Regions from separate parts of the Homo sapiens genome. Here region 2 is linked to region 1. A link is a loop called in an ENCODE intact Hi-C map of the cell type or tissue named here. Cell type or tissue: A673. All regions are shown on one strand. Links, peaks and the distances in the headings refer to the core of each region. The heading gives the core; the rest is flanking DNA. Region 1 has its middle 6.9 kb from the start of LACAT1. Region 2 has its middle 78 kb from the start of SNHG20.

Region 1 (9,430 bases), core at 566-8,565:
GGACAAAATCCTCCTGAGGGCACCAGAAGTGAGCTGGGGTGGCTGGCGCCGCCTGGTAGGGCACAGGGCTGGTCTGCAGGGTCATGTGATTGGAGGAACAGCTTGAACTAGGTTGCCTGGCAGGTGGACAGGCACCTAACCCCGCAGCAGGTGCCATAAGCGATGAAGTGGGTGGAGGTCTTGGGGAGCGGTAGTGCTGTTCCAGGAGCTCACTGGGCTCCATACCGGCAGCTTCCCCACGGTTCCAGAGTCCTCCGGGCTGCTCGGAGCCTGGGCACCTCCCTGTGCCATTTCAGGGCCATTTCCCTGTGTCTCTCCCCCTCGCAGCACTTGCCGTGGGGCGCGTGAACCATGGCTACTGAGTGAACGCAAGAGCGTCGAGGGCTTTTGTCCTCTGACAAGTGCACACTCCCCCAGGCACCCACGTGGAATTTCAAACCCAGTCACTTCTTCCGGAAGACCCATAAATCGCTCCTTATTGTTGTGTGACTGTAAATGTGTTCTAAACATTGTCCTTTCACGCCTGCGTCCTCCCCTGTGTGCACACTTTATTAAACGTTGAAAACAACTCTTTATTATGGAAAATCTCAACCTCCGGAGAGTGCAGACAGCAGCCTTATGAACGCCTCCGGATCCAGCCTCTATATTTAACAATCGCTAACATTTTGCCATATTTGCTTCATCTGGTTTTCTTTTCTAAACTAATCTAAAGTCAGTTACTGTCTCTGTGACATTTCCCCCTAAATCTTTTTTAGACATTTTCTTTTAAAAATGACATTTTCTTTTACTGAACCACAATACCATGATCACAGCTAACAAAATTAACCCTGATTTTCTAATATCATGGCCTGCCCAGTCCATGTTTGTTTGGTTGTCTCCCAAATGGCTTTTCCAGCTGGGTTTGTTCAAAACAGGATCCCAGGCTGGGCGCGGTGGCTTATGCCTGTAATCCCGGCACTTTGGGAGGCTGAAGTGGGCGGATTATCTGAGGTCAGGAGTTCGAGACCAGTCTCACCAATGTAGTGAAATCCCACCTCTACTAAAAGCACAAAAAAAAATTAGCCGGGCCTGGTGGAGCATGCCTGTAATCCCAGCTACTTGGGAGGCTGAGACAGGAGAATCACTTGAACCTGGGAAGAGGAGGTTGAAGTGAGCTGAGATCATGCCACTGCACTCCAGCCTGGGCGACAGAGCAAGACTCTGTCTTAAAAAATAAAAATAAACAAACAAAACCCAGGATCCTGATAAGGTGCATGCGTTGCATTTGGTGGTTTCATCTCTTAGTCACCTTTAACCTGCTGCCTCCTTTGTTTTTTTTTTCTTTTAATTTTTTTTTGAGACGGAGTCTCATTCTGTTGCCCAGGCTGGAGTGCAGTGGCACAACCTCAGCTCACTGCAGCCTCCACCTCCCAGGTTCAAACGATTCTCCTGCCTCAGCCTCCTGAGTGGCTGGGATTACAGGTGCCTGGCACCACGTGCGGCTAATTTTTGTATTTTTAGTAGAGACGAGGTTTTGCCATGTTGGCCAGGCTGGTCTCGAACTCCTGACCTCAGGTGATCTGCCCGCCTCAGCCTCCCAAAGTGCTGAGATTACAGATGTGAGCCACCGCATCCGGCCATCCTGTGTTTTCATGTCTGACTGTGGAAGAGACTGGGTTGGCGGGCTGTGGACTTGCAAGGCATCCATTCAGGGTCAGCCTGGCTGCTTCCTCTGGCTGTGGTATACATACGCTGTTGCTTGTTGTGGCCTATGAAGTTGAAGTTAGAGCTAAACTAGGTCTGATAAGATTCAGGTTGTGCTTTCAGGCCAGAGGGTCTTATAGGTCATCAGAAGCACATTATGGGCCAGATGTGGTGACTCACACCTGTAATCCCAGCACTTTGGAAGCCCGAGGCAGGAGGACCGCTTAAGCCTAGGAGTTCTGAGACCAGCCTGGGCAATACAGTAAGATCCTGTTGCTACAAAAATTTTTTAAAAAGTGGCTAGGTGTGTTGGCATGTGCCTGTAATCCCAGCTACTTGGGAGGCAGAGGTGGGAGAATCTCCTGAGCTCAGGAGGTTGAGGCTGCAGTGAGCTGTGATTGCACCACTGCACTCAGCCTGGGCGACAGAGTGAGACTCTGTCTCCAAAAAAAAATGAAGGCACATCATGACTCTCGGGATTCTGAGGTTGGTCCCTGGTTTTGAGGTGAGAGCTGGTCCTCTCCATTGTTAGAGCTACCTCTTCCCTATTGGAGGCACCAAGTAAACCCGGGAGGACACATTGGCACAGGGTGAGCGCCGAGCTCCCTGCCAGCCTGTCACCAATATCCCCTCACCCCAAAACAATCCATGGCAACACATGGCTGGGCTTCCACAGTCTCTCCCTGCACACTCATCACACCAGGGGCTGAACCCCATGTGGGCTCAGGGCAGTCACCCCACTACATAATAAACGTTCCTCCAGCATTCAAAGCATTTCTTAATGGAAGGAGGTCCCCAGATGCATTTACAGCCTTGGTTCCAAACCTCAGGGCCGCCTGTGTGTAGTATTCTATAAAACTGGTTCCTTAAGAATCCACTTTGAAGGCCGGATGCGGTGGTTCAACCCTGTGATCCCAGCACTTTGGGAGGCTGAGGTGGTCGGATTGCTTGAGGCCAGGAGTTCGAGACCAGCCTGGGCAACACAGTGAGACCTTGTCTCTACAAAAAATAATAATAATCATAACTAAAAATAAATTACTTTTGAAAAATCCCCATAGTGAGGTTAGTATGAAACAAACAAACAAAAAAAAGAATCCACTTTGAAACCCTGTGGCCTACTGGGGTTTTGACATGATTGGAGCAGTGAGGCATGGAGGGTGGGCTGGGCTGGGGGGCTCAGCCAGGAGCGTGGAGCAGAGTGATAAGAATCAGAGCAGGGTGATAGAGGGGACGGGGAGGGGAGGGCAGAGGTGATCAACATTGTAGAAGACAGGAGGGTGGAGAGAAAAAGAGAGGGAGCAGAGGGAGTTGGGGAAAGGAGAGGGGATGTGGTTAGAGCTTTGGGAAGGAAATGTGGAGGGCCCAGCCAGACTCTGAGAGTCCGTGTAGGCGCGGGACAGGTGTCACAGTTCATCTCTGCAAAGGTCGGGTGCATGGTGAGGAGGTGACGTGACTGAGAGACAGCACAGTGCCCGGAAGAGAGAAGGGTTTCAAGTCATTTTGGCAGGACACGGCGGCACGCACAGCCCGCCCAGACCTAGACCCCTCGCTCTCCTCCACAGAGCCCCAGGGAGCAGCTGTGGGCTTCCCTGTGGCCGAGACCAGCCTTTGGCCTGGTGTGTGTGTGTGTGTGCATATGTTTATATGAGTATGTATGTCAGTATGTGTATGAGCATGTGTAAATATATATGTGTATATCTGTGTACACATTGTGTGCACACATGTGTATGTGTATATGTGTGCATGTATGTGTCCACGTGTATGTGCATGTATGTGTACATATGTGTGTATGGATGTGTGCATATGAGCATGTGTCTGTGTCTGTATGCCCATGTGTATGTGCATGTATGTGTACATGTGTGTATGAATGTGTGCATATGAGCATGCGTATGTGTGTGTGCGTGTTTACGTGTATGTGTGCATATGAGCATGTGTATGTCTATGCAAGTGCGTATGTGTCCACGTGTGTATGTGTACATATGTGTATATGTGTGCATGAGCATGTCTGTGCATGTCTATATACATGTATATGAACGTGTGCATATAAGCAGGTGTATGTGTGTGCATGTGTGTTTATATGTGTATGTGTGCATATGAGCATTGTATATGTATGTGTGTGCATGTGTGTTTATATGTGCATATGAATGTGTGCATTGAGCGTGTATGTGCGTGTGTCTGTGCATGTGTTTATGTGTATATGAATGTGTGCATATGAGCGTGTGTGTATGTGTTTATATGTGTATATGTGTGCATATGAGCATTGTATATGTATGTGTGTGCATGTATGTGTGCATGTGTTTATATGTGCATATGAATGTGTGCATTGAGCGTGTGTGTATGTGCGTGTATGTGCATGTGTGTTTATATGTGTATATGAATGTGTGCATATGAGCGTGTGTTTGCATGTATGTCTATGCATGTGTGTTCATATATGTGTGTATGAATGTGTGCATATGAGCATGTGAATGTGTGTCCCTATGCACATGTGTATATGTTTGTATGTGTGTTTGTGGCATGTGGCTCTGGGGACACAGGGCTATAGGTGGTCCCATGACTCTTCTCCATCTCATCCCCGTGACAGCTGCCCCTACCAAGTCCTGTGCTCCCTCTTACCTCTTCCCTGGGATGACAGTGGTCACTTTCCCCATGTTTTGGATGGGGCCTGCTTGTCCCCAACGTCCTTTAGCACGAAGGGGACAGGTGTCCTATTCCTGTGAATGGCCGGTTACCTTCCAGGTGCGTTAGAGTGGCTCCTCTAACCAGCCCTGCAGGGATCTTATTAGATCTTATTAGAGTGGCTCCTCTAACCACCCCTGCAGGGGGGAAGTGAGGAGCCGCAGGGCTGTGGAGGGGTCCAGGTGTCACGGCCAGGACTTGTACCCGAGCCCGACACGGGCGGACCCAGGTGTGCGGGGATCCAGCCCAGGTGTGCCGGTGGCGGCCGCCCCCACGGAACCACCTGGCCCGCTCGGGGACCCAGGTGTGCTGAGAAGGGGGTACTGGCGTTGGCCCGGCGTGAAAGGTCACCCTGCACCCCCGCACCCAGGTGAGGCGGGCGCGGGATCCCGGTTGCCACAGGCATCGGAGCGGCCGGGAGCGGGGGCAGGGGGAGGCAATGAGAACTCCCGGGGAGGGGGCTCGCAGGGGCCGCATCGGACGCCTGGGCCGGCGGGGCAGAGGGAGGCGCCCTGCTCTCCGGTCCCTCCCTTTGCCTCCCTCCCGCCCCGGGCGCCGCCTGCGGGAGCCGACTCGTTCCAGGGGAGGCAGCGCCACCTGCTGGAGTGTGCGCGTCTGCGCACCGGGCCGGGTTCCGCAGGTCCTGGGGCTGCGCCCGAGACCCCCGACCGAGTCTTCGGCGCCTCCAGCGCTTCCCCGGCGTCTTGGGCTGCGAGGGGCCCTTTCCGCAGGGCGATGTTTTAGCAGTTCTGGGAGGAAGGGCCCACTGCCGTTGCCCTCTGAGGACCGAGGCCGAGAGCCTGGAGGGCGTGGAGAAGGGTCTGACCGCCGGCTCTGGTCCTCGGGCTCTTGGCGACAGCGACCTCCCTCCTCCTCCGGGCGATGGTGACGGGCGCTCTCAGAGTGGCGGCCACACTAGGCGCAGGGCCGTCTTCCAAGTGTGTGGTCCTCTCAGACCTATGGAGTTGGTGCTGTTCTGGCTCCCTCTTAAAGAGCGGGAAACTGAGACACAGAGAAGTCCCACCGCCGGGGGTCGGGGTGGGGAGGGCCTGGGATTGGAACCCAGGCATGCTGGCTTGTGTCACCTGTGGTTCTCTCTGCCTGAAGATTTTTTCACCTGCCTAACTCATGAGCTGCTACTTACCCTTTGGGTAGCATTAGATGTCGCCTCCTCCAGGAAGCCCTCCCTCCCCCTCCATGTGAGGGTGGGCGCTCCTGCTATATGTGGGCCTACCGGCCCTCTGCGGGCTGGATCATCACAGTCTGTTCACTTGTCTGCCTCCTACCCCTTGACGTGGGCTCCCAAGGATCATTTGTGTCTGTCTTGTTCACCTGCCCTTTGTAGTGAACCAAACCTTTAAGTGCACATTTTAAAATTGATTTCCAAGGGGGCTGAGAGCTATGGAGGAAGAGCCAGGTCAGAGAGTCATCAGAAGCCCATATTTTACAGGATGTGGCTGGGGGCCCCTCTGGGGTGCCCCTCCAAGGAAGATGCTGAGCTGGACCTGGAGCACCGTGGAGGCAGGACCATGTCTGCCATGCTCAGAGATGGGTGCCAGGGGCGCTGGCTTGTCACTCAAGACTCCCCACTCCATCTGCCCTCCCCCACTCTCCCACTAACCAGGGGGGACCCACCTGCACCTCTGGTCACCACTCATGCTCCCTGGTGCTGGGCACCCCAGGGACAGGAAGAGGGCTGGGTGTTCCTGGCTCCTGCACTGCTTCCCAGGCCTGATCCCCATCTTTCTGCACCTGCCTCCCACCCATCAGCTTCCGCTAGACTGGAAGCCTCCAGAGGGCAGGTGCTGCCCCTCTTTCCCTTGTGCCTGGATTCCGTTGGCATCTAATCACAGACGAGGGACTGTGTCCCCTTCTCCACCTCCGTGGAAACTGTGTCTCACTCTCTATTCCAGGCCGAGCTGTCCATCCTCTGCTGGAAGCCTTGTGCCATCAGCCCTCACCTCCCCCTTCAAGCCTAGACATTCTCTCTCCTGGCGTAAATATGTTAACTCAAGGTTCTTTGCTCTAAAACCAAGGAGTTGTCTCCTCTCCCAGGTCCACCTCCTCTCTCTCGTGAACTCCCTGCCCCTCCACCTCATCCCTCCTCCATGACCTCCCCCTACTCACCATCTGCCCCTTCTGCCAACCCAGCGAGCTGCAGCTCTCCCTGGCATGTCACTCTCTAAACCTTCTGTCCCTTGGTTACGAGTGCAGTTCTCGCCTGGATTTCTTCCCGGCTCTTTGACTTCTCCCCAACCCTTCTTTTTCTGTTTTCCCCTTAAATGTGGACATCCCCACGTCCAGGACCTGGTCTCTGGCCCTTCTCCTCTGATTCATCTCAGTGGCGTTTCTCCCAAATCCCCGATTGCAGCCACAGCCACATGTCAATTAGGTCACCTCCATGTCCCGGCTAAGACGTGCCTCCTGGCCCCTGATGCGCCATCTCCCAGATGGAAATGCCATCATTGTATTTTTGCTCTGTCCCCACCAAAGGCAACACAAAGCATCTCCATCTGTTCCTTCATGTTCCCTACTCAGTGAATGACCGCTTATTTACCCACTGGCCCAGGCTCAGCTTGGATGTCCCCGGGCCGTCGTTTCCAGATCTCATCTTCAAATCCTGGCGATCTTCGCCCAGGAGCTGTGGACTCCTCTTCTCTGCCTGCCGCCCCTGCCCTGTCCAGCGTCCACCTCTCCCAAATGGCCCACTGGGTCCCTCCCTCCTGGCCCCCCTGCATCTAGGAGCAGCCCTCCTCCAACAGTTGGAAGGGTCTTCCCAAAACACAGATGAGACCTTGTCATCTTGAAACTCTTCATTGGCTCTGAATTGTCTTAGGATCAAGCCCAAACTCCTTCAGAGTCTGGGAAGGGGCCCCTCGTTCTGGGTCTGGCTCTGTCTCCCAGGGTCTCCCCCGCCTTGCCTGCTCTGTCTGGCCACACTGACAGTGCCCTGATGGGCCATGTCCTCTTCCCCTCAGCGCCTTTGCGTGTCCCAGCTTTCTGAGCCCAGACAGCCCTCTCCCCATTTTGGGGGGCCCACCTCACCTATCAGGGTGCAGCTTCTCCTCTGAGAAGACTTCTTTGCTCCCCAAGCCTGGATTTGATGCCATCTGCCTGTATTGACCTGGCTAAGCCAACACCCTAGCCCTAGGCTACCCTCAACCAACACCCCTGACCACACTGTGTGTGAATTACACCCCTGACCACACTGTGTGTGAATTACACCCCTGACCACACTGTGTGTGAATTACACCCCTGACCACACTGTGTATGAATTACACCCCTGACCACACTGTGTGTGAATTACACCCCTGACCACACTGTGTGTGAATTCCTCCTTTCCTTGTTTCTGTGCCCATTCAAGCTGTAAGCCCCTTTGGAAGAGACTGGGCCTTCACAATTATCATCTCAGCACCAAGCACAGAACCCACCTCAATAAATGGTTAATTTGAGACTTCTGTCTCTCTCTTTTTTTTTTTTTTTGAGACAGAGTTTCGCTCTTATCCCGCAGGCTGGAGTGCAATGGTACGGATCTCGGCTCACTGCAACCTCTGCCTCCCAGGTTCAAGCGATTCTTCTGCCTCAGCCCCCCAAGTAGCTGGGATTACAGGCATGCACCACCACGCCTGCCTAATTTTTTTTTTCTTTTTTGAGATGGACCTGACTCTGTCACCCAGGCTGGAGTGCAGCGGCGCAATCCTGGCTCACTGCAACCTCCACCTCCCGGGTTCAAGTGATTCTCCTGCCTCAGCCTCCCAAGTAGCTGGGATTACAGGCGCCCGCCACCACACCCAGCTAATTTTTGTATTTTTAGTAGAGATGGGGTTTCACCATGTTGGTCAGGCTGGTCTCAAACTCCTGACCTCACGTGATCCACCCGCCTCAGCCTTCCAAAGTGCTGGAATTACAGGCGTGAGCCACCACGCCCAGACGAGACTGCTCTCTTTTAATTTATATTTATTTATTTATTATTTTTAGAGTCAGGGCCTCACCACATTGCTCCGGCTGGAGTATGGTGGCTACTTACAGGTGCCAGCACAGCATACGGCAACCTCAAATGACTGGTCTCAAGCGATCCTACTGCCTCAGCCTCTCAAGTAGCTGAAACTAGAGATATCTTTATTCTTAATGTAAGTATTTAGTGCTATAAGTATCCCTCTCGGCTGGGCACAGTGGTTCACACAGGTAATCCCAGTACTTTAGGAGGCTGAAGCGGGAAGATCACTTGAGGCCAGGAGTTCAAGACTGAGCAACCTCAAAACCCTGTTTCTAGCAAAAAAAGAAAAAAAGCAAGCTAGGTGTGGGGGGCATGTTCCTGTAGTCCCAGTTCATCAGGAGGCTGAGGTGGGAGGATTGCTTGAGCCTGAGGAGTCGAGGCTGCAGTGGGCTGTGATCACACCACTACACTCCAGCCTGGGCAACAGAGCAAGACTCTGTCTCAAAAAAATAATAAAAAATAAAAATAAGAAAATTTCTTTCTCAGCATTGCCTCAGATGCATCCCACATATTTTGGTATGCTGTCCTTTAATTCTCATTCAGTTTTATAGATTTCTTAATTTTCTTTGAGACTTCCTCATTGACGTGGATATTTAGAGGTGTACTGTTCAATTTCCAAGTGTTTAGAGATTTTCCTGTAGTCTTTCTGTTACTGATTTTTTTTTTTTTTTTTTGAAACAGAGTCTCACTCTGTCACCCAGGCTGAAGTGCAGTGGCACCATCACAGCTCAACCCCACCCCCCATCAGCAGTCTTGGCCCCACAATCCCTAGGCTCAAGCAATTCTCGTGCTTCAGCCTCCCAAGTAGTTGGGACTACAGGCATGTGCCACCACACCCGGCTATTTTTTGTAACTTTAGTAGAGTCGGGGTTTCACCATGTTGGCCAGGCTGGTCTCAAACTCCTGACCTCAAGTCATCCACATCACTTCTGGCCTCCGTAGTTTCAGATGAGATAATTTGAACTGGTGTCCCTATAGGTAATGTGTTGTTTCTCTGGCTGTTCTGAGGAGATTTTTTGTCTTTAGTTTTCAGAAGTTTAATGATGATATCTCAGTGTAGATTTCTTTGGCTTC
Region 2 (9,430 bases), core at 814-8,813, 240 kb before region 1:
ATCTGCTGCTGGCTCTGTGTCATCTTAGCTTGGCGTCTGGCTGGAGATCAGAAACGCCACCGTGCTAGGGAAGGCTGCAAATCTGAATTTACATATAGATTTCCCAGGGCAGGTAGTTTCCTAGCTTTTCCCTGATGAAGGTGAGGTTGTTCTTGATTTTCTGATTATCCAGAGGCTGGGTTGATTGTGCAGGTTTTTGCAGAGTAGCTTTCTGGGTTCGGGGATGGTTGTAAGGCGAGAATTTAACAATGGAAGTTGCTAAATTTGTGGAGGGGTCTCAGATGCACTTACTGGAGATTCCTCTCAGAAGTCCGTGCTGCAGAGTCAAAATACTCCCTCTGAGGAGCAGGGAAGAAAGCAAACTTGCAATTCCTTCCCTTCAGTGTTTTGGAACCACACCAATTTGTACGATCAGCATTCTCTGCCCCTTCCCCTTTATTTATTTATTTGTTTGCTTATTTATATATTTTTTTATTTTTATTTTTTTTGAGATGGAGTCTTGCTCTGTTGTCCAAGCTGGAGTACATTGGTGCGTATGAGCTCACTGCAACCAGCGATCTGCAATCGCTTCCCAGATTCAAGCAATTCTCCTGCCTCAGCCTCCCCAGTAGCTGGGATTACAGGCACACGCTCCCACTCCAGGCTAATTTTTGTACCTTTAGTAGAGACAGAGTTTCACCATGTTGGCCAGGCTGGTCTCGAATTCCTGACCTCAAGTGATCCGCCCGCCTCAGCCTCCCAAAGTGCTGGGATTACAGGCGTGAGCCACTGCGCCTGGCCCTTCCCCTTTGATTTCCTAACTTATTCCCTCCTCTGGCTAATTTTGCATTCCCCTTCAGAGGCTGAGCTGGCCAGCTTAATGAGCCTCCCCGACTTGCCATCAGATAGATGGTGCACCATTAGCTGCCTGTTTAACAACCATATTTCTTCTTCTCGATGAGGGCTCAATATCTCACACATGAAATATTGCTTGGAGAGCCCCCAGTCCAGGACTTGAAGCACCGAGCAATTACTCAGCCGTGATTCCGGAGCGGTGGCAGCTTGGTGACAGCCGCCTCTTCTGTCTCCTCTGGTTGATTGGCGACCGGAAGCAGGCAGGCTTCCATTTTACCAGAGATTGATGGCTTCTCCCAACTGCCAGTGGCTCTCTGCGAAGCTCCCCCTCCAGCGTCCTCTTTCTGTCCTGACATCTAGAGCTGTGGGGCTCAGTGCACTGCCCGTGGGGGCCCACATGGCCTGCAGGCCGGACCCCTGCCGGGGGCAGGTGACTCCCAGGTGCTGACCTATGGCAACCACAGTTGTGATTCCCATGAGGTCATGTGACAGCTGAAAAGAGATAGCCGTGCGTGGTGGCTCATGCCCGTAATCCCAACACTTTGGGAGGCCAAGGCAGGCAGATCACTTGAGGTCAGGAGTTCGAGACCAGCCTGGCCAACACGGTGAAACCCCGTCTGTACTAAAAATACAAAAATCAGTGGGGCATGGTGGCGTGCACCTGTAATCCCAGCTGCCTAGGAGACTGAGGCAGGAGAATCCCTTGAACCCAGGAGGTGGAGGTTGCAGTAAGCTGAGATTGTGCCACTGCACTCCAGCCTGGGTGACAGAGCGAGACTCCATCTCAAAAAAAAAAAAAAAAAAAAAGAGAGAGAGAGGTAACTAGAGATAGGCACACAGCGTCTACTCTTCAAAGCTGCCTCTCAGATCACACACTCTCCCATCCCCTGGGCTGTTAATGTAAGTAAGCCCTTCTCTGATCCCAAAGCTGGTCTCTCCAAATTCATCCCTGTAGAAACTGCCCCTGAGGCCCCGCAGCCCCATTCTTTCATCATTGTTCAGTCTCCCTCTCTCTTTCTGGCCTTGCCCTTCCCTCTGGTCTCCTCTCTATAAGGGCTCTTCGAATGATGTTTGTGTTTTTGTTCCACCAAGTAAGACCAGGCACAGTGGCTCACGCTGTAATCCCAGCACTTATGTGAGGCCCAGGTGGGAAGATAGCTTGAGGCCAGGAGTTCAAGACCAGGCTGGGCAACATAGTAAGACTTTTGTCTCTACAACAAATAAAATGAAATTAAGCCGGGTGTGGTGGCACATGCCTGTGGTCCCAGCTACTCAGGGGGCTGAGGCAAGAGGATCGCTTGAGCCTGGGAGATTAAAGCTGCAGTGAGCTGAGATGGCGCCACTGCACTCTAGCCTGGGCAACAGAGATAGATCCTGTCTCAAAAAACACAAACAAACAGGCCAGGCACGGTGGCTCACACCTGTAATCCCAGCACTTTGGGAGGCTGAGGTGGGTGGATCACTTGAGGTCAGGAGTTTGAGACCAGCCTGGCCAACATGGTGAAACCCCGTCTTTACTAAAAATACAAAAAATAGCTGGGCGTGGTGGCGCGTGCCTGTAATCCCAGATACTCAGAAGGCTGAGACAGGAGAATTGCTTGAACCTGGGAGGCAGAAGTTGCAGTGAGCTGAGATTGTGCCACTGCATTCCAGCCTGAGAGTGAGTCTCCATCTCAAAACAAAAACAAAACAAAACAAAAAAACCACACAGACAAACAGAACCAGGTGAACCCAGGTGACTGGAGGGGAAGAAGAGCTTCCAATCACCACGCAGACCAAGTGGACCTGGGCTTTTCTCCTTCTTCAAACACAAAGAGGAAAGAACAACAACAAAAAAACAACTACTCAAAACAAATACTCAAAAGAAGGAAAGATAAATCCTCAGGATGGGAAGTAGAGTTCCAGGTCACAGCAGGACAGCAGAGACTGGCAATCCTCAAGGTTTCGGGTGGGACTGAGGTTCCACGGTGGGAACAGGAGGTAACATTTGGAGCTTACTTGAGGTAATGTGGTGGGAATGGAGCCCCAGTTCAAAGCCTGGAGCTGTAGATTGCTGCCCTTAAGATGGTGAAAAGGGGAGTAGAAAAACTTCGCCTTTTGGACCGGGGACTTGGGGCTTTGGATAGCAAAAAAGAAGCCAGTTGTCAGATATCAAAACCCAAATCCTGTGCCAAAAATTGGGGCAGAGTGTGATTTTATACTATGTGAGAGCTCAGGAGGTCTGAGTCAAGAAAATAATATCAAAACTGGTCCAGAACCGTTGACATACGTGAGCCTTGGCAGAAGCAAAGATGAAAGTGCCCTTCAGGGACAGTTACACAAACTAGAGAACACTGAACTTCCACAGGAGTGGGGGCAAATGCTTTCAATATAAGCCCCCTCCAAAAATAGACAAAGCATATAATAAACAAACCACCTTGAAAGAGAGACATTAGAACTAACAAAAGGAGGCTGAGCCTGATGGCTCACACCTGTAATCCCTGCACTTTGGGAAGCCAAGGCAGGAGGATTGTCTGAGATCAGGAGTTTGAGACCAGCTTGGGCAACATAGCAAGACCTTGTCCCTACAAAAAAAAAAAAAAAATTAGTCTGACATGGTGGTGTGTGTCTGTAGTCTCAGCTATTCAGGAGGCTGAGGTAGGAGGATCACTTGAGCCCAGGGGTTTGGGGCTGCAGTGAGCTATGATTATACCACTATACTCCAGCCTTGGTGACAGAGTGAGACCCTGACTCAATAAATAAATACATACATAAATAAACAAACATAACAAAAGGGGAATTGGCGCACCAATAACTGAATATTTTTTCTTTCCACATGTGACAAGGCAGACATGCCTTTGAAATGTGTTTAAAATGACATGAGAAGAAAAAGAAGGAATCAAAATCATAAAGAAAAAACATTTTGAAAATAGAGTAAGCAGACCTGGAAACTAATCAAATAGATCTAGATGTAAAAAATATTTTCATTGAAATTATAAATTAAATTTCTGAGATAAATAGCAGAGAAGAGCACATCGAAGAGAGAATTACAGAAATAGAAGATAAATAAAAGGAAATCATCTAAAATGTAGCACAGAGATATAAAGAGATGAAAAGTATGAAAATATGAAAGCACAATAAGGAAATGTGGAAGACAGAATGAGTAGGTTGAGCATGTGTTTTATAGATTTAGAAGAGATTAAAGACAACGTGAGGTGGGGAGAGGCAAATTCAAAATGCAAAATGACAGGATTTTTCCATAACTGAAGGAACAAGTCATCAAAGTATCACATTATCCAAACAGGGTAAATAAAAAGTAAATACACATCTGGATACACTGTGGAGAAACTAGAGAACATCAAAGACATAGAGATCTTAGAAGAAACCAGCTGGGTGTGGTGGTTCACGCCTGTAATCGCAGCACTTTGGGAGGCTGAGGCTGGCAGATCACCTGAGGTCAGGAGTTCAAGACCAGCCTGGCCAACATAGTGAAACACTGTCTCTACTAAAAATACAAAAATTAGCCGGGTGTGGTGGCGTGTGCCTGTAATCCCAGCTACTCGGGAGGCTGAAGCAGGAGAATCGCTTGAACGTGGGAGGCGGAGGTTGCAGTGAGCTGAGATCACACCACTGCACTCTAGCCTGGGCGAGAAGGCAAGACTCCATCTCAAAAATAAACAAATGAAAAAACAAAACAAAACAAACAAACAAAAAAAGAAACCAAAGAGATAAAACTACTTGCCTAAAAAGAAATAACACTTTGATTAATAGAATTCTCAGCATTGTCCATGGATGCCAGAAGACAAGCCTTTAATATCTTCAAAGCACTGAAGAAGTGTATCTGTTAACCTAGAATTATATGCCCAGCTAAACTATCATCCAAAAGGGAGGGCTAAAATGGAGACATTTTCAGACAAAGGCAGAGAATTTACCATTCATGGATCCTCACTGAATGAACTATTAAGAAGTTTGCTTCCCTTGGAGTGGAAATTAAATCCAGGAGAATTTAAATGATAGTTAACCTAACAAGCATTGCTATAAATAATACTAATATTAATAATGATCATGACAATTAGCCCAGAAGATTAAAAACAAAGTGAAATTGGCCGGGTATGGTGGCTTATGCCTGTAATCCAAGCACTTTGGGAGGCTGAGGCAGGAGGATCACTTGAACTCAGGAGTTTGAAACCAGCCTAGGCAACATAGTGAGGGTTCATCTCTACAAAAAGAAAAAAGAAGAAAAGAAAAAGAAAAAAGACTATAGACCCTCAAAGTCTAAAATATTTACTAACTGGCCCTTTACAGCAAGTTTGCAGACTACTAGTTCAGAATAAAGTTCCTGGGCAGTCCGTACCACATGGGGGCAGTATAGCCTCATTACAACATCAAGATTCAGGGGACGAATAAAATGTGATAATTGACTACAAAACTGGAAGAAAAAAAGTAAAAATAAAATATTAGCCAATAATGGGCAAATCACTTGAGTCCAGGAGTTCAAGACCAGCCTGGGCAACATGGCAAGGTCTTGTCTCTATTAAACATATTAAAATTAGCCATGTGTGGTGGCACATGCCTGTAATCTCAGCTACTTGGGGGACTGAGGTGGGAAGATCACTGGAGCCTGGGAAGTTGAGGATGCAGTGAGCCGAGATCGCACCACTGGACTCCAGCTTGGGTGACAAAGTGAAACTCTGTCTTGAAAAAAAAGAAAAGAAAAAAAGCTAGCCAATAATAACGTGCAAGATGGGAGGACAAAATTAGAGAAAAGACTGATAGGTAAGTTAACAGAAGTAAGTCCAAATATATGAGTAATTACAATAATAGTAAATGTATTAAACTTGCCTATTAATTGACTGAGACTCCTAGAATGAAAAAAAAATCCATCTATCCAAAAGTTTTTTTGTTTTTTGTTTTTTTTTGAAACAGAGTCTCATTTTGTCACCCAGGCTCAAGTGCAATGGTGCGATCTTGGCTCGCTGCAACCTCTGCCTCCTGGGTTCAAGCAATTCTCCTGCCTCAGCTTCCCGAGGAGCTGGGACTACAGGAGCGTGTCACCATGCCCGGCTAATTTTCGTATTTTTAGTAGAGACAGGGTTTCACCATGTTGGCCAGGCTTGTCTTGAACTCCTGACCTCGTGATCCACCTGCCTTGGCCTCCCAGAGTGCTGGGATTACGGGTATGAGCCACCACACCTGGCCATCAAAAGTTTAAAGATACAACTAAACCCGAACAACACAGAAAGATTAAAAATAAAAGTTGAAAGAAATATGTATACAACAGAAAGCTGGTATAGCAATATTAATACCAGACAAATGAGTCATTAAGATAAAAAGCAAGTTGCTAGTCAATTATAAAATAAATAATTCTTCAAGAACTGTACTAATCCTGAGCCTCTGCGCATCTAACCATTTGGTCTCAACTATAGAAACAAAACTGAAGGAGAAACCACCTTGCAATTATAGTGGAAAATTTTAACATCTTTGTTACAAAACTGTAGCTTAAATTAGTAGGAATATAGAAGATTTAAACCACACAACTAACAAGCTTGATTTAGACATACATAGAAACTAAATATTCTTTTTTTTTTTTTCTTTAAGCAGGGCCTTGCTCTGTCACCCAGGGTGGAATGCAGTGGCTCAATCATGGCTTACTGCAGCCTCGACCTCCTGGACTCGAGCAATTCTCCCCACTCAGCCTCCTGAGTAGCTGGAACCATAGGCATGTGCTACCACACCCGGCTGTTTTATTTTATTTTATAGAGACAAAGTTTTGCTATGTTGCCCAGGCTGGTCTCAAACTCCTGGGCTCAAGCAGTCCTCCAGCCTCGGCCTCCCAGTGTTGAGATTATAGGCATGAACTGCTGCACCCTTCGGAACTAAATATTCTTTTCAAACACACGCCTGACACTGAAAACAATTAGATATTAGGCTACAAAAGAAATTTCAATAAACACCAGAGAACTGATATACAGACTGCCTCTTCTGATGCTAAATAATAAAATGAGAAATCTCAAATACTTGGAAGCTAAAAAGCATACTTCTAAATAATCCAAAAGATAAATCATAATACAAGTATCAAACATTTAGAAGTAAATGGCAGTGAAAGAATGGCGTACCCTCGCGTGGGATACAGCTAAAGGCGATAAGAATAATGAGGCTGGACACAGTTGCTTTGGGAGGCCAAGGCAGGAGGATCACTTGAGGCCAGGAGTTTCAGACAAGCCTGGGCAACACAGCGAGACCCTGTCTCCATTTTTTAGAAATTGCGAAAAAGAATAATTTAAAACACTCATTACAGGCCGGGCGTGGTGGCTCGCTCCTGTAATCCCAGCACTTTGGAAGGCTGAAGCAGGCAGATCACCTGAGGTCAGGAGTTTGAGATGAGTCTGGCCAACATGGTGAAACCCCATCTCTACTAAAAATACAAAAATTAGCTGGGCGTGGTGGCGGGTGCCTGCAATCCCAGCTACTCAGGAGGCTGAGACAGGAGAATCACTGGAACCTAGGAGCTGAAGGTTGCAGTGAGCTGAGATCATGCCACTGCACTCCAGCCTGAGCGACAGAACAAGACTCTATCTCAAAAAACAAACAAACAAACAAACAAAAAACATTCAGTAGCAAGTAATAGTGAAAATTAATAAGGCAAGCATTCAACACAAAAAAATGAGAAAAAATACCCCCAAAATAAAAAAAGAATGGAAGGAAAAAAAAATAATAAAGATAAAGACAAAAATGTATGAAACAGAAAATGTACAAAAGATAGAATTAACAAATGTAAAGTTAATTCTTCAAGAAGACAAAGTAGAAGAACTTTTGGAAATAAAGATTATGAAAAAAGGGAAATCACATATAAATATCATGAATACAAAGGAAGGAATATACAGCAGAATTCTTTAGAAAAACAAAAACAGGACTATTAAAAAAATTTGTGGCAAAAAATTTTAAAACAGATGAAATAGAAAAATGCATAGAAAAGTAGAAATTATCAACACTATCTTAAAAAAGTAGCAGAAAATCTGTAAGCATTCAAACATTAAATCAGTAGTCACAAACCCATTTGCAACAAAAGTACCAAGTCAGACAGCATTACAGATGAGTCTTACCCAATCTTTAAGGAGCAAATAACTCCTATCACATACAAATTGTTCCATAGAAGTTTCTTGGGATAGGGGCAGGAGGGGCTCCCTAACTGCTTTTAAAAGGGTGACATAAATTAATGCCAGAAGCAGGCAAGAATGATGCCTGCAAGAAAAATATGAACACAGACACACAAATCTCAAATCAAAATTAGCAAAGCAAATCAGGCAATCTGGACATAAACACTTCATTATGAACATGAAGACTTTAACTCAGGAATTTAAAGACAGTCGAACACTAAAATATCTGCTAAAGAAATCCACCACATTGAAACATTAAAGGAGAAAGTCCATATGCTCATCCTATTAGATGCAAAAAGGGTGTTTAATAAAATGTAATACCCAATTGTGATTTTTAAAAATTCTCAGCAAACAAGAATAGATAGAAACGTTCTTAAACCAATATGAAACATCTACCAAAACCCTACCAAAAAAAAAAGCATCATAATGTACCCCCCACATGTGTACCACTATTATATATTTTAAAAGTTAGTTTCAATGTAGAATTTGAAACAAATCAATAAACTTTTTAAATTCTGTCACATTCTTTAAAGCATCACACTTAATGGTAAGACATTAGAATTATTTTCTTTAGGCTGGGTGCAGTGGCTCACGCCTGTAATCCCAGCACTTTGGGAGACCAAGGCGGGTGGATCACTTGAGGTCAGGAGTTCGAGACCAGCCTGGCCAACATGGTGAAATCCCCCTCTACTAAAAATATAAAAAATTAGCCAGGCATGGTGATGCATGCCTGTAATCTCAGCTACTCAGGAGGCTGAGACGAGAGAATCACTTGAACCCTGGTGTGCCATTGCACTCTAGCCTGGGTGACAGAGTGAGACTTCGTCTCAAAATAAATAAAGATTAGAGTTGAGGCCAGGCGGTGGCTCACACCTGTAATCCCAGCACTTTGAGAGGCCAAGGTGGGAAGATCACTTGAGACCAGGAGTTTGAGACCAGCCTGGGTAACATAGTGAGACCCCATCTCTTAAAAAAAAAAAAAGACAATAACAAAATAAGTATGTCTGCTTCATCATTTTAATTTAATATTTTACAGAAATTTTCGGCCGACATAAGAAACAATTATAACAGCAAAAATTACTTTGGATAAATATTTGGCTTCATTTAAGGGCCAGGTGTGGTGGCTCACGCCTGTAATCCCAGCACTTTGGGAGGCCAAGGTGGGCAGATCCCTTGAGGTCAGGAGTTCAAGACCAGCTTGACCAACATGCTGAAACCCTGTCTCTACTAAAAATACAAAAATTAGCTGGGCGTGGTGGCGCACACCTGTAATCCCAGCTACTCGGGAGGCTGAGGCAGGAGAATCATTTGAATTCCAGAAGCAGAGGTTGCAGTGAGCCAAGATCGCACCACTGTACTCCAGCCTGGGTGACAGAAAGAGACTTAGTCTCAAAAAAAAAAAAAATTTTTTTTATTTGTCTTGATTTAATTGACACCACTGAGAATTGATAGTGACTTAA

Evidence for each region. Peaks named below come from ENCODE experiments on the same cell type or tissue, not always from the same donor. Only the 100,000 strongest peaks of a DNase experiment are listed, where the experiment ranks them.
Region 2: a loop joins it to region 1, with 5 times the contacts of the local background. A loop is called at or near these places in 14 of 110 quality-filtered maps.

The regions. Positions count from the first base shown.
Region 1 is chr17:77,242,243-77,251,672 of GRCh38, forward strand. No RefSeq gene overlaps it. Among named protein-coding and RNA genes, the nearest start is that of LACAT1, 6.9 kb to the right of the region's middle. RefSeq lists a silencer at 4,872-5,047 and an enhancer at 4,933-5,783. In A673, for the core only: a CTCF peak has its summit at 4,985 (motif pointing left); a DNase peak (open chromatin) is centred at 4,939; H3K4me3 peaks cover 842 bases; H3K27ac peaks cover 1,303 bases.
Region 2 is chr17:77,006,201-77,015,630 of GRCh38, forward strand. No RefSeq gene overlaps it. Among named protein-coding and RNA genes, the nearest start is that of SNHG20, 78 kb to the right of the region's middle. RefSeq lists an enhancer at 1,124-1,303. In A673, for the core only: a CTCF peak has its summit at 5,180 (motif pointing right); a DNase peak (open chromatin) is centred at 5,181.